2 separate regions of the Homo sapiens genome follow, and region 2 is linked to region 1. The links are chromatin loops, found by intact Hi-C in ENCODE. Cell type or tissue: HepG2. All regions are shown on one strand.

Region 1 (8,000 bases):
AGTTCCAGGAAATTGCATGCTCAGCATAATGCAAAAATAATCATAATAATAAAGCTGAGGAGGAACTTGTAAGAGATACAATAGATAAAAAAAAAAGAGCATAACTTACTAGGGAATTAATGGCTTAAAATAAAAACAATAAAATTCATTTTGGAGTCAACAAAGGGAAAGACTATGTGAAAAATCTAATGAGCGATAGAGAGGAAAATCTCAAGGAGGTTTCCCAAAATTCAGAAGAAAACAATGACGAAGTTTATAGATAGAAAAGAGAAACAAAATTAAACATAAACAATTTGGGTTCTCAAAGAACATAATGGAACAAGTGGAACAAAAAACAATACTGACATATATAATAGAAGAAATTTTTCCTAAGCTGACAAAAAGATTCATTTATGTAGAGAAAAGCTCATTATATCCTTTGGGGAAAAAACAAAACAAAAACATGTTAATATTGTTTTTGCCCTTTTTCATCTTTTCCTATTTTGTTTACAAGTTTAAGCTTTCTTCATACCCAAATCTCATCTATGAAGCCTTTATTTTTAAAATAGTTTTCCACCTCAGCCAAACTTAATTGCTCGTTCAGCCTCACTTCAGCCAAACTTAATTGCTCGTTCAGCTATCAGCATTTAAAAGTCTTTTCCTTAGCTTTAGAGCATAAGAAAGTTAAATTTTATAATTTCTCATTCGTTACTGTCAGTATATATGATGCTTTGTACTATTCAAACAGAGAATAAAGATTCTTTCCATTGATCTTGAGGTATTACAAAATACCTCAATAAATGCTCAGTAGTAAAAATAGATCATATTTCTTAATAAAAATAGTAAATGAATTTGAAAATTAGGACAAAACAAAACAGAAATCTCTCAAAACTATTATTTTAAATGATTGTTGACCCAAGAAGAAAATCAATGCTTTAATTACAATCAATTCAGAAACTTTATTTTTTATTTTTATTCATTTTTATTTTTTAAGACAGAGTTTCACTCTTGTTGCCCAGGCTGGAGTGCCACGGTGCCATCTTGGCTCACTGCAACCTCCTCCTCCCGGGTTCAAGCAATTCTCCCGCCTCACCCTCCTGAGTAGCTGGGACTACAGGTGCCTGCCACCACGCCCAGCTAATTTTTGTATTTTTAGTAAAGATGGGTTCTCACCATGTTGGCCAGGGTGGTCTTGAAATGACCTTGGGTGATCCACCCGCCTTGGCCTCTCAACATGTTGGGGTTACAGTTTCTAGGCCACCATGCCTGGCTTAGAAACTTTAATGTTATCCCTCAAAGCTAAATTTATAGGATATGGGTAAGCCTACACTGAGAAAAAATAAATAAATAAATAAATAAATAAATAAATAAATAAATAGCTTTAAATTAGTATGAAATTCAAGGCTTTTGAATAAAAGTTGTAAAATTAACCTAAAGAAGAGGAAGAGGAGAATGAATATGTTTAAAAACAGAATCCAGTGATGATCATTGGATTATTTTTTGAATCTTAACCATGTGACCAACACTATGCCAAAACGTTTATTTTATTTATTTATTTATTTATTTATTTATTTATTTATTTATTTCAGACAGAGTCTCGCTCTCTCGCACTGTCACCCAGGCTGGAGTGCAGTGGCACGATCTCGGCTCACTGCAAGCTCCGCCTCCTGGGTTCACGCCATTCTCCTGTCTCAGCCTCCTGAGTAGCTGGGACTACAGGTGCCCACCACCATGCCCGGCTAATTTTCTTTTTTTTTTTGTAGTTTTTAGTAGAGACGGGATTTCACCGTGTTAGCCAGGATGGTCTCGATCTCCTGACCTCATGATCCGCCCGCCTCGGCCTCCCAAAGTGCTGGGATTACAGGCATGAGCCACTGCGCCCAGCCCAAAATGTTTACTTTTATTGTCTCATCAAAACCTTAAGACAATCCTGTGAAGTCAATACTATTATCTTCAACTTAGCAGCTGAGAAAGTTGAGGTTCAGGAAAGCAACAGTAGAATAAACCTCAGAGCTGGATGTTTGCAAAATGCATACTGAAAAAGATAAACTCTGGAAAGATTTATCAGGTAGAATAAAAAATCAGAAATGAAATATAATCAGATTGTGCAACAGGATTATAGTCAATAATAATTCAACTGTACATTTCAAAATAACTAAAAGAGTATAATTGGATTGTTTGAAATACAAAGGATAAAGGCTTAGGGGATGGATACCTCATTTTTCATGATGGTATTATTACACTGTGCCTGTCTGTACCAAAATATCTCATGTGCCCCATAAATATATACCTCTACGATATATGCAAATAAACTAAAAATCAAAAAAATTTTAAACAAATATAACTAGAGAACTATAGATTTTAAAATCCTATAGAAAATATTTTATAAAATGTGAATATATTTTACTATATGTGAAAACCTTGATAATGTATATTTTAGAAAGTATAAATTATCATATTTAACCCAAGAAGAATTAGAATTCTAAATAGTCCTTCAAGAATTTGAAAATGCTGACAAAGAACTACTCTAATATTTAACATAATCCCAATAAAAATTTCAATGAGATCTCCTGGAGAACTTGAAAGATAATCCTGCTGATCACTTAGAAGAAAAAAAAAAAACAAGAATAACCCAGATCTTTTTTTCATTAAAGATGAATAATGAGAGAGAAATTATCCTACTGGTTAAAGTATATTATAAAACTATAGTAATTAAAACTTAGTGGCACTGTGGAAAAACAGTGGATTGGATCTATGGATTGGAGTGGAAAATCTATACATAGATCAAACATATATATATATATATACACACACACACACACACATACTTCCACTTCGACTGTAGAAAGCCATAAGTTAATATCACTCCAAACTTAACGATAAGAAAAAAACAGATGACCTACAAAATCATACCTTCTCTGGAGCTGAGCAATCTAGGCACTAAGTGAACTAAATTCCAAGGAGACGTAAACCCTCCCAAGCACAGACAAGGCATATAACTATTTCATCTTCGACAGAGCACGAGAAAAAGAAGTAGGCAGCATACAAGCAAGTAAGGAGAAATCAACTAAAATTTTAAGAAATTCATTAAGGCCAAGCATGGACTAGACTGTCAGTATAGAATAGCCGGGAACTCCAGACTCATAGAAGTGTGGGCTCCCTGGCTACCTTGCTTTCCCACAAGAAAGCCTGCAGGCAGAACAAAGGAGGCAGAAGAGAAATCTCCCACCTCTACTCCGCAAAGTTAGCCGGATGATGCAGCCTGCAGGAAGTGATCAACAGCTGCTGGGGAGAGAAAACACACTTCCTATTTCCCCAGACCCTTCTCTCCTATGAAGCAGATGCCGTATCTGCCAGCAGAGGGCAGCAAACTCTCCTGCCCCAGGGTCCAGGCATACACTCATTGCTTACCGGGAGGGATGCAGGTTAAGACAAGTCTATCGCCGGGGAGGAGGTGGGAAGCCATCTTTCCCACAGGATCTAGGGAAAGAGCCACTGTTACTAGGAAAGGGGTAGATGCAAAAGATTTCTGCTCCTGGGAGAGAAAACTCACATCTACCTTCCTTTCATTCTCACATGTACCTAACTCCAGCCCTTCTGTTCTCACCAAGCAAGTTTATACTCACCTTAGCACATTTTTAAAAATTGAGCTAATACTCGCATAACAACGAACGATTTTAAAGTATACAATTCAGTGGCATTTAGTACATTCGCAATGTCCTCAACAATCACCCTTACCTGTTTCGAAAACATTTTCATCACACCTGTAGAAAACTCGATACAAATTACGCAGTCATTCTCCACCACCACCCCAGCCCCTGGCAATGATTAATCTCCTTTCTGTCTCTATGGACTAATCTATTCCAGATAGTTCATATAAAAGGAATCACACAATATGTATGTGACTGGCTTCTTTTGTGACTGGCTTCTTTCACTTAACCTAATGTTTTCAAGGTTCATCCAAGTCATAGTTTCATGTGTGTCCGTGTGAAGAGACCACCAAACAGGTTTTGTGTGAGCAGCATGGCTGTTTATTTCACCTGGGTGCAGGTGGGCTGAGTCCGAAAAGAGTCAGCGAAGGGAGATGGATTATCATTAGTTCTTACAGGTTTTGGGATGGGCGGTGAAGTTAAGAGCAATGTTTTGTGGGCAGGGGTGGATCTCACAAAGTACATTCTCAAGGGTGGGGAGAATTACAAAGAACCTTCTTAAGGGTGGGAAGATTACAAACTACATTGATCAGTTAGGGTGGGGCAGGAACAAATCACAATGGTGGAATGTCATCAGTTCAGGCTATTTTTACTTCTTTTGTGGATCTTCAGTTACTTCAGGCCATCTGGATGTATACGTGCAAGTCACAGGGGATGAGATGGCTTGGCTTGGGCTCGGAGGCCTGACATTATCATGTATCAGTCCTTCATTTGTTTTTAAGGCTGAATAATATTCCATAGCATGGATATACCACATTTTGTTTATCCATTCAACTGCTGATGGACGTTAGGGTTGTTTCCACCTTCTGGCTATTGTGAATAGTGCTGCTATACCCACCTTCAAACATTTATGCCAGCTGTTCTCGATACCTGGAACTCCTTCCTGGAGAATCACTGCACATCTGGCTCCTTCTTGTCATTCAGGTCTCACTGTAAATGCTACCTCTTTGAATTGGTTTCACAATCACAGTTCCAGTGTAGCTCCCCAGGCACCGGCTGCCCCAGTTCTCAGCTTAGCACGTCTCCCAGTCTAAGATTCTTCTGCTGGTTTGCTTATTGGTTCTCCCACTAGAATTATATCCTCATGGAAGAAAGGAAATCTTCTGTCTTGTTTTATACTTTCCCTTCACCCCTTGAAGAGTTCCTGGTACATAATAGGTACTCAACAAATAACTGTTAAATTAACGAATACATTAGATAAACAAAATAAAACAATACACAATATTTTTTGCCTGTCAGCTTGACAGAAATTTACAAGAGCCCTGTTAATCAATAGAACTACAGTGGGGTCTCCAGAAAAGAGCCGTCCCATCCATCCCCTGCCATAGGGAAGATAACATGAAGCAAATTTTCTTGAGAGCAATTTGGCAGTAAATATCTGAAAGCTGAAAACTACCTATTCTTTGCACCAGTCATCTACTTCTGCATATTTACAGGAAAAAAAAAAAAAACTAGATCTCAAAGATGTAGACCAAAGGATATTTTCGCAACATTTTAAAAATAGCAAAAAGATGAGTCCCTGTGATATCCATTCATAAGAGACTAGTGGTACTACAGGGAATCAATACAAGGAACTGTCAGGCCTCTGAGCCCAAGCCAAGCCATCGCATCCCCGGTGACTTGCACGTATACGCCCAGATGGCCTGAAGTAACTAAGAATCACAAAAGAAGTGAAAATGCCCTGCCCCGCCTTAACTGATGACATTCCACCACAAAAGAACTGAAAATGGCCGGTCCTTGCCTTAACTGATGACATTCCACCACAAAAGAAATGAAAACGGCCTGTTCCTGCCTTAACTGATGACATTCCACCACAAAAGAAGTGAAAATGGCCGGTCCTTGCCTTAAGTGATGACATTACCTTGTGAAAGTCCTTTTCCTGGCTCATCGTGGCTCAAAAATCTCCCCCACTGAGCACCTTGCGACCCCCACTCTTGCCCGCCAGCGAACAAATCCCCTTTGACTGTAATTTTCCTTTATCTACCCAAATCCTGTAAAACAGCCCCACCCTTATCTCCCTTCGTTGACTCTCTTTTTGGACTCAGCCCGCCTGCACCCAGGTGATTAAAAGCTTTATTGCTCACACAAAGCCTGTTTGGTGGTCTCTTCACATGGACGCACATGAAAGGAACCGCATAGGGTCATTACAGGAGATAATATGAATATATGTTAGTATGAAAATATGTTCATAGACTTTTGCCAATTATAAAAGCTAGGTACAAAATGTATGTAAAGAAGGATTTAATTTTGGTAAGAAATGATATGTATGGTGACGTGAAAGGGAGAGCGAAAGAGAGGAGAATGATAATCATTATGATTGGGGGATATATGATTATAGCAAATGTTTTGCTTTTTTGACTAATAGTTTTTCTTCTTATATCCTCCAAAAGACACCTTTTAATTGTAATTATAGCAGGGCACAGTGGCTCACGCCTGTAATCCCGGCACTTTGGGAAGCCAAGGCGGGTGGATCACCTGAGGTCAGGAGTTCAAGACCAGCCTAGCCAACATGGCGAGACCCTGTCTCTATTAAAAATACAAAAATTAGTCAGGCACCGTGGTGGCGCACACCTGTAATTCCAGCGACTCGGGAGGCTGAGGCAGGAGAATCGCTTGAACCCAGGAGGCAGAGGTTGCAGTGAGCTGAGATCACACCACTGCACTCCAGCCTGGGCAAAAGAGTGAAACTCTATCTAAAAAAAAAAAATACTGTAATTATAAAAACAAATGATGTAAATAAATAAAAATAATCTCAGGTACATAATGCAATTAGTTATTCCTCTCAAAAACATGAAGCAGAAATAATATTCTTATTTGAGACATGTATATCATTTAAGTAGACACCAAATCCAGGTGAAATTTTCTGAATTTCAGAATACTTAGAGTTTCTGTATTGACTCATCCTAAATGTTATCAATACCTGTTTTTCCACTTAAAATTTCTAACACTATTAACAACACATTTAGCAGGTTATATACAATTCCCTTATTGTCAATGATCTTTGAATATTATAAAATATGCTAATGATTTCACCCTTCAGGAACTCTTTTGAATTCAGTGCACTAAGTCATAGACACACAGGACATTTTCAGGGCATGTTACCTATTATGTCTCCAGGGAAATAGGAATTTAAAATTTTCTTAGGGAAACAACAGTTTTGCCTTCTGCTAAACGCTATGCAGTTGGAAAGTATGTGAATATGCTTGGGAAACAAAACTCTAGAATCCAGGAATAGTTAGGCAGCTTGCAAAGATACTTATCTAGGATCAGAATGCTCGACAAAGGAAGTTGAGCAATGCAAGGCATGGTTTCCAGCTGGGGCAGAGTTAGGCAGGTCTTGATGCTTATAAGGCCAAAACAAGTTTACGAGGTTAAATGGTGGGGAGGGTGTGGCAGCTGTGTGAGTGCAATCAGGCAAGCGGTAGTTTAATGCAGGTGAAGAGCATGGTGATTCTGGGCCACCAGATGATTCACTGGGGTGATAAGGAAAGAAACCAAGATGGGAGCCTACGTGCAAAACACAGATCAATGCTCTGGAAGAGGAAAGGTCTGTGGCTTGAATGCACAGCATGGTTTGGACTCATCTCTGGCATACAACCTGCCTGATCTAGGACAAACAGTTTAACTTGCAGCTCTGACTCAACTAGGGCTGTAGCTGCTGCCTTGTCAAGATTAAGGAAGGGAAGAGGTTGTGTTAACCTTGGCCCAAAGGAGGGAGTGGGGCATAGATGATTTCTCCAGAAAGGGGCAAAAAAGGCAGACATTGATGCTTTAATTGATATAAAAGTAAATAAAGCAGATCTCTGACAACAAAGTGCTTACCACGTCATCAGGAAGGAAAGCCATAACGTAGAGATAAAGAACCTTACGTGTAGTGAAAATGGGGCAGGTGCGTTTTGAGTTGTAGAGGAAGGCCAGCTGCGGCAAGTCTTGAAGGCCCAAATGCAGTATTCAGTCTTTATGCTATAGGCATGGGGAAGCCTTCATAGTTTTTGAATAAGGGGATGACTTCATAAAGGTACCATTTTAAAGCAATGGATCTGGTTGTAATGGATAGGGAGAGTTCGGCATGTTTTCATAAAGATACATATTTTAAGCATAATCTCTCTCTTCCTTGTGGGAGTTTTTCCATTTTTCCTTTGGTGTCCTCAGATTCCTGACTCTGCTCTGTCATATACACCAACATGCCAGCACTCTAGGGCCTTGACGTTTCAGAAAGGAGTACAGTAAAAATGGCAGCAAATATGACCATAGCAGTAACAACAACTATCATCTTGTAGCCAAGTGGAGCTCAGAGTTGAAAACAAACTT
Region 2 (8,000 bases), 290 kb after region 1:
AAATATTGTTGAATAAATGAATTTTTACTAAAATATATTTGCATTTATTTGTACCTGTTTTCTACACTCATATGTCAAATAAAAAGTACTGTAAATATAGACACTAAATTTTAGCAGTTTTTCACTGGGGATTTGGGGTAATTTTTACTTTATTTGAATTATTAATAGTGAGTACCCATTACATTGATAGGCTAAAAAAAATAAAGCTATTTCCATTTGGAAAAAAAAATACTCAAAAATGAAAATTAAAACCCTATAGCTATCTAGTAGCTGTAAAAAATTTAAAAATATAATAGACTTGGGAGAATTATGATTTTATTTTCTTTCATTTTTTACTTTATGTCAGATGGCCAAACAACCACTGCTTAGAAAACTGTGTTATCTGTAACGCATTATTTTCTGGTCACATAACAGCTGACTAACATAGCTTAATTTCGAGATCACTTAAGTTTTTCACCGTCATTTTGTGATGTTGTTTTTTAACTATTGTTATCATTAGTCTTTTTTTTTTAATTGGGTAAAGTGCATTTTAATTGCTTGCTGCAAATACCACCCACTTACCTGGAAAAGAAACGGTCGTCATTTCTGTTTTGAAAAGGCGGCCTACTTTAGATTCCTAATTAGCAATAATGTTAATAAGAAAACTGGAATAAAGAGAGTGAAAGAGGCAATTAAAAGTGTAACAGAGAGAAACTATACTAAACAGATTAGGGAAGGTACTTCGGAAAAGCAGAGGTAGCCCTGATTTTGGGGTGATTGCTGGGCTTCCCACAAGTGATGTTTCTTAATAATTACCATAGTGGAGCCAGAAAAGAAGTTAATTGCTGTGATTATGTCATCTTTTCACCTTTGCACAATTACTCATAGGAAATACAAGATAGTTGTGAGCTATCCTTTATGAATCCATCTCTACACTAACCCAGGAAGGAAATGGAGTTGCGATGAATAAAAGTTGTTAAAACAAGAACTTTAAGCTTTAGATTTTGCCTTCATCGCTTGCAGGATTTCATTCTCCTTGAAACAAAAACTTTCTAGCAACTGGAACCACATTTTAACAAAATTAAATTTATGAACCAATTTTAAACCTTGGAGACCCTTACAAATCCAGACATTTGCTCCGACTGTTATAGCTATTATGAAATTATTACAAATCTCACCTTAAAATTAATAAGTGACACTCCATGAGCATAATTACATTGTTCATCTTTCCATAATCCTTAATTCCTCTGTGTGTTATAACATGTGATCAGTCCTTCACATAACCCAGCTGCTTCAGATAATTGCTTGCTGTCCTACTGAGAAAAACTTCTAATAAATGATGCAAGAACCAAAAATAGTGCAACCCTTTCTCATTGCTACAAAATCAGAAATGGTTTTACCTAGAATTTAATTCTATGATTCTTTCCCCCTACTGACAATGGTATTCGGTGGGTTGGGAAGAGGAAGGATTAGAATATTTCAATTAGAACCCCTGCAGCTCTTTAGGAATACTACCAGAATTTTGCCACTAATTGACGAAATAGATAACACGTGTCTTTGCTTCAGCAGCTCTTATTTCCTTAATAAACATTTTTTTCAGCAACTTTAAGAAATGTTTCCCTTTGAAATACAACATCACATAATGGGCCCCATCTGGAATGGCAACTTTGCACACAAGCTAAGAAATTAGAAAAACAAAAACTCATTTTTTTGTCTTTGTCTAGGGTGAATAATTGCAATTAGCTACTGCAATATCTATATATGTTACTATGTTTAAAAAAAAAAAATGAACAAAGCTTTTCAGTGACTAGGCGCCCAAAATCATAAAAAGGCTGATATCCAAGAAAAAAATCTGGTGAATTTTATTTATTCAAACTGTGTTTTGGTTTTTATTCAGTTCTATATTACCTTCATTTCTGAGAGCTGGGCTTTTTTTTTTTTTTTTAACATTCATTTAGAATAACATCAGAATCTTCTAATCTCCTTCTTCAAATTTGAAAAAATACCAAAAAATAAGAGTTTTTCTTTAAGTCAAAAAACATGAAGAAGTTCATGGGGAAAAAGTGGCCACTGTATCCTAGTGTAGGGGTAAATGAAGACTGAAGGAAGTAGAATTCAAGAGCTCGGGACAGGACAATGTTAAACTGCAATTGCTGAATCTTTTTATTCACTAACACTTTCTGAGGTCTGTACTCAAAGAAACATTGAGAATTACATGCATAAATTAAACAAGATTCTGTAATTGGAGAAAACCAAAGCCTTGTAAAGAAAAGTTAGGGACCAAAGATTTGGAAATCAATATATGATGAGGTGAACATTATATTGAAAACCACACTGAGGTGGGGTTTCTAGTCATGTGTGGAAACCAGCCCCATGATTTAAATTATGTCAGTGGGATAAAAGACTAGGTGGGTTCATTGAAATTCTGCATTCCGGCTTTGGCAAGTATTTATGGTTAGGATTGTGTTAGTTGCCACATTAACAATTTTGTGTTTGCCTTGCTCTCTCTCTGCCATCAACAGTACAATCAGTGGGATCAACCCTGAAGAGCTCTGTTTCAGTCTGAGGCAGTCAGTTCACCCCTTTCCTTTAGTTCTATTTTATGACATGATTCTAAATCAACAGTTTTCACCCCTGTTTCGAGAGGGTTTTCCCCCCAGAAATTAAGGAAAGGTATGTTACATAGCAAATGAAAAAGAGAGAAGGCTGATTCTAATTAAAAGCGGAACATGAAATTGACTTGAAAGCATTAGGTTATGAATTTTCCCTATCATTATATCTTAAGTCCTTTATGAACCCAATCATCATCTATGATAGCTAAAATAAGAAGTCTTCTTATTCCTTCCAGCTTTTCTATAGTCTTAGGGATTGCTGCCGGCTGAAATGTAAATCCTACTATGATGGCTGTACATAGAAATAGAAAGTGTCTTCCAAGATAAAACAATGAGTGCTAAACACAACGAGCATAAAAAGAAAACTATTGGTATTTTCAGAACTCAAAGGACTATATGCCTTTTGAAGATACACTTTGGACACAAAAAAATCACTACAACAGAAATATCTGCTATTCCATCTACCTCTGTAAACATATGTTTTGAGCCTATGGATGCTGCTTATTTCATTAAATCACTATGAATCTGGGATTAAAATCATCATGCTATTACATTGCAATGCCTTTTTCTAAAGCACAATATTCCCCATAAGTGTTTACTTTCATTCTTTTTTCTAGTCCTCTATCCTATTCCCCTTTCTATGGCAATTATCCACGACAATAAGAATTGCCTAATGGTGTCATTTTGTAATCCAGGAACACAGGTGCTCATATGAAAGTTTCACAATAAACTTTGGGAGATGAGATCAGAGACTCAAACGTACTACTCTCTCACTGAACAACAGCTGTAAGAAATAATGCAACAACTCCCCTGCAGACGGAAAGGCTTAACAAGTAGAAATTCCTACATTTGTGTGTGGTTGGTATCCTCCCAGCACTTTTTTTAGCAAACAGACTTCACAGCCCAAAATAATATCCCTGTCTCCCAGACAAATGGTAGATCCCAAGAGATTCCTTTGGAGCACAAACCCTGCTCAGAGTGACAGGCAAAGTCATTGAAACTAAAGTCCCCCAATTAAGAGAGGTGATCCCAAGTAAAAGTAATGTTTCAGAATTCATCTTTCAGGAAAGGTAAAGCTAGAATCTCTGTAATTAACATTTTGCAAATGTTTCCTTGGAAAAGGGAAAGAAAATAGATAAACAGTCTACAAATTTTCATAACAATAAAAGGGTAAAGTTCTGATGTTGACCCACCCACCACATAAACAACTGACAAAAAGGCACTATTAGCAAGCTCCTCTCAGAGCTGATTAAAGGGACTCCACACTTTTCCTAAAATCTCCATGTTATGACACACTCTCTGGCAAACCCTGGACCCTGTTATTACTCTCCTCAGTTCAGCAACACTCAGAAGCCTCGGTCCCCAGGGATGTTGTCATGTTTCACAAAGGCCGCATTGTGTCTCTAATGCCGACTCTCTCCGCGGTTCATTTTGCATGCTCTGCATGCGCATGTTTGATTTTCAGAACATGACTCATGCCTTTTAAGTTACTCCACAGACTTACAAATGGAGGAAAGGAGTGATGGGTTGGCTGATTGGAAGTGAAAGAAGGTGTCCTTTCCCTGGACAGTCTGACTTTTTAAAGAATGCATTAAGTGACTTCCTGGCTCACCAGGATCAATGTGACGTGACATTTGAGAAGGGACAGGAATAGTGGGTGTTCCCCTTACATTATTTTTACACAGTTCATCTTTTTTTTTTTTTTTTTTTTTTTTTTACTGACAGGAATAAACCCGTCTCCCCTCCTTCTCTCAGCAGAATAACAGAGCAACATAGAGCTCAGCTAGATTTTCAAAACGATTGTGTTTAAACCTCAAGATTTCAGTGAGTGATCCATTTAAAGTTACTGTTAAACAGTATTGAATATGATTTTGTAATCTGTGTTCAGCCCTGATGGGCTGCAGGATTTGGGTAATATGTAATTATTTCACACTTGTGGAAGGAGGCAAAGACAATTTATTGTCTAGATTCACTTGGGAAGCCTCCTTCAGTTTTTGAAAGAGCATCCGTGGAACAGAAGTAGCCCCACCCACCACTCAGGGATTGGGAGGGTTGTTCTGCTTGAGACAGGGAAAGAAAACCAGTTATTGGCTTCTAAAATGGGGATATGGGATGTGGGATTAGGAATGTGGGGCGTGGGGAGAAGTGAGGAGGAACAGGGAGAAGAGCAGGCGCTTGGAGAAAGGCTCTCAATACCCCCTGGAAAGGGGTGATCAACAGACATTTCAGCATGGATTGTACCTCCTGAACTGATCAGTGTTGCCACATAAACCTCACTGTTGCTGTGTAAATTCAATCCCACCTGCACATCCACTTAACTCCTATTCATTCCAGCAAAATCTACTAGTATATTTGGGACGGATTATGTTGATTGTTGAAATCAAAGCCTGAGCTTCTCTGTGTTGTCCATGTTAGGCAGCAGAGTCTGCTGCCTGTAAGAAATGGAAACCCAAGGACAGAAACCATAAAAGCTGGCATAACCACTAGACACCTGGGGAAACTGCAGAAATTTTGGAAAGACTTAGGGGTGCTATGCCTGCTGCAGAGTTGGGGCTTAAGATAATCTGACCCAGATCTATAGGCGCAGAGAAGTTGCCACTACATCTGGATTATATTTTTCCCCTCTGTCAACATTTACATGTTTCCTATGTGTATGTCTTACGTACCTGTGGATATGCAAATGTGTGTGTATATGTGTGAGAGAAACTTTGGGGTAGTATCTGGCCCCAAATAGCAGCTCACTGAACTTTTTCCATTCTTCTGTTTCTCTGACTAAGAGAGTGGCTAGTTTTAGACAAATCTGCTAAAACCTTGAGTGAAAACCCTGGGGCCTGCAGAGAGAATTTGTTCTGTCATTGACAGCTCAAACGATCCTGGGATGGAGCACTCTGACATCATTGTAATCATAATGCTCTTCGTTCTTTTATTATTTTGACTTATATTTTTATACTGTTCAAAAAAACTTTTACATCTATTATGTCATCTCATGCTAACGACACCCCCGTGAGGTGGAAGGAAAGGTTATTATTATAATTCAGCTACTCTCCTGTCAACAGAGCCATGACTGAAGCCCCAAGGCCCACAGCAGGGAAGGCAGCCTAGTGGCTTCATGGCTCTCCGGGAAAGGTCCTCCAAGGCTGACGCCATGACCAGGTTTCGCGGGTAGCCAAAGGAAAGAGTCACAAAAAGGGCCGCCTGCCCAGTTGGGCATATGCCAACAGTTCTGTCTGGCAGGAGTGGCATGGGACAGGGATGAGAACTGTTCTCCTTTCTTTCCTGTTTTGAGTCTATTACAGCACACAGGGTTTGAGGCATTAGAGGGGCTGGCATGAGTCTTTACCCTCTTCATCCAATCTGGGAGATGATAACGCAACAGGATAGGATGGGAAAGAACTATCCTCGTTTTTTGTTTAGAGCTCTTTCTTTGGCAAAGCAGCAAGAAAACAAAAATTTCTATGTTTGAAGAAAAAATGTTTTTTTTTAAATATTTTTTTCCTCCTCTAAGCCAGCGATGGCCAAGTTTATAGGTGCTAAATGGCCATAAAATGGCCAGGTAAGTCACTTTATCTTCTTCAATGATTTCTATGTTCATGGCACGAGGTAAAAATAAATATGTATAGTGATCAGCCAGGTATCTGGTACATAGAATAAGTTCATTAAATCTAATCTATTATTATAATTATATGCATAAGATATGCAACAGAGACATCAGTTGGCATGTCTCTTGAAAAGGCTACATGTGCCATATGGTACTTCAGATTCATAGGGATAGGTAGATAAGTTTTAAATAAGCAAGACAAGTGTCTGTTCCAGGCGCTGGAGTGAGCCAAGCTTGAATGGGGAGGCCAACACCTACAATAATACTATCAGCCTTTTGTGACCAATCACTGCAAACATACCTGCAATCAGAAGACCCCCTTTTCCAAAGCAGAAACTACCTTAACCTATTCTCATAAAATAGCTCATTAGAATGAGGGAAGCAGTGTTACTGAGTCTACCATGCCTATTGACATTTGTTTGATGATCTCCCTGATCACACACAATTCCAAAAGCAAGAGCTTAAAATGATTTTCAAATGTATCCAATTCACAGCCAAGCGAAAATGTTTCTGTACCAAGAATAATCTTACATTAAACTTTTTTTTTTCAGAAGCCTAAATTTAACCAGTTGGAATTCTTTTTTTAGGTGTTATTCTATTCAACCTTTAAAAATGAAGGATCTGATTTTAATGTGAAATCTGCATTTCATCAAAGATGGGACACAGTGTCCTTGCTTAATTATTCTTTGGAAATTGAACACCTTTACTACTGCATTCTTAGCAGGTAGCAACAACACAAATTGAAGAAAATGTGATTCAGGTTTGAAGCACTGAGTTCATTGATTTCAACCATATTGATAAGCATAGAGAATACACCTTGCATTGATACTGCTCACATGCTCAACTAGCAGATGGTGTAGTAGTCAATGATAATGTCACTAAATGCCTACACATATAAGGAGAATTTAGAGTGTGAATGAGGAAAATCATAACATTTCACAATTGTGTGACACTTTCTAAAGTCTTATCTATTATGCCATCTTATTCTTTTGTCATCCATGGGAGAGAGACAGCCAGGAGGCCTCAGGTAAGCAGACCATCCAGCTCACAGATGTTGAAGCCAAACTTGAATCTCACCTTTCCAAAGCACTGTTCTTTCTGTCATGCAGCTTCCTAATATATGCTGAGACTTTTTTAGATGGGGCAGGAGGTGCAGAAACTATACATAAGGAAACTCAGCTGGAGCCCTGATTATAATTTTAAGGCATCAGTGTGACCTGGGACAAGTGCCTTGAATATCCAGCACCTCCAGTTTTCAACTCAGAAGAGGGCATGTTAATTCTGTTTCTATCTACCTCAACAAGTTTTTAAGTATAGTAGCAGCTAATGAATATGAAGCTGTTTTTAAAAATAATAATTCTTTTCCAAATGTAGGTATGAAGATGATTTTTTTAAATAAGATATATCGCTAGTTAAAAGATGCACTTGTATTGAATGAATGTCCTAAATGCCTTTAAGATCCAATCTGCTACCGGCCATTTAGATGACTGCAGGAACTAATGGTAGACTATACATCTGTTGTTTGGGCTGCCTAACTTCCATTTCCCTTCTGATGTTAAAAGGTACCGTTTTGGCCAGGCACAGTGGCTCAAGCCTGTAATCCCAGCAATTTGGGAGGCCAAGGTGGGTGGATCACCTGAGGTCGGGAGTTCAAAACTAGCCTGAACAACATGGAGGAACCCCGTCTCTACTAAAAATACAAAATTAGCCAGGCATGGTGGTACATGCCTGTAATCCCAGCTACTTTCAGGAGGCTGAGGCAGGAGAATCACTTGAACCTAGAAGGCGGAGGTTGCAGTGAGCCAAGATTG

Evidence for each region. Peaks named below come from ENCODE experiments on the same cell type or tissue, not always from the same donor. Only the 100,000 strongest peaks of a DNase experiment are listed, where the experiment ranks them.
Region 2: it touches region 1 in a loop (2.4-fold over the local background); 2 of 110 quality-filtered maps call a loop at or near these places.

What each region holds. Positions count from the first base shown.
Region 1 is chr5:116,943,442-116,951,441 of GRCh38, reverse strand. All of the region lies in intron 1 of LOC105379137 (a long non-coding RNA gene), which reads left to right. Among named protein-coding and RNA genes, the nearest start is that of LINC02214, 190 kb to the right of the region's middle. RefSeq lists enhancers at 5,096-5,785, 6,478-7,167. In HepG2, a CTCF peak has its summit at 3,345 (motif pointing right); a DNase peak (open chromatin) is centred at 3,341.
Region 2 is chr5:116,648,498-116,656,497 of GRCh38, reverse strand. No RefSeq gene overlaps it. Among named protein-coding and RNA genes, the nearest start is that of SEMA6A, 78 kb to the right of the region's middle. RefSeq lists enhancers at 3,887-3,936, 3,871-4,165 and a silencer at 3,871-4,165. In HepG2, no CTCF peak of the experiment used is centred here; a DNase peak (open chromatin) is centred at 4,007.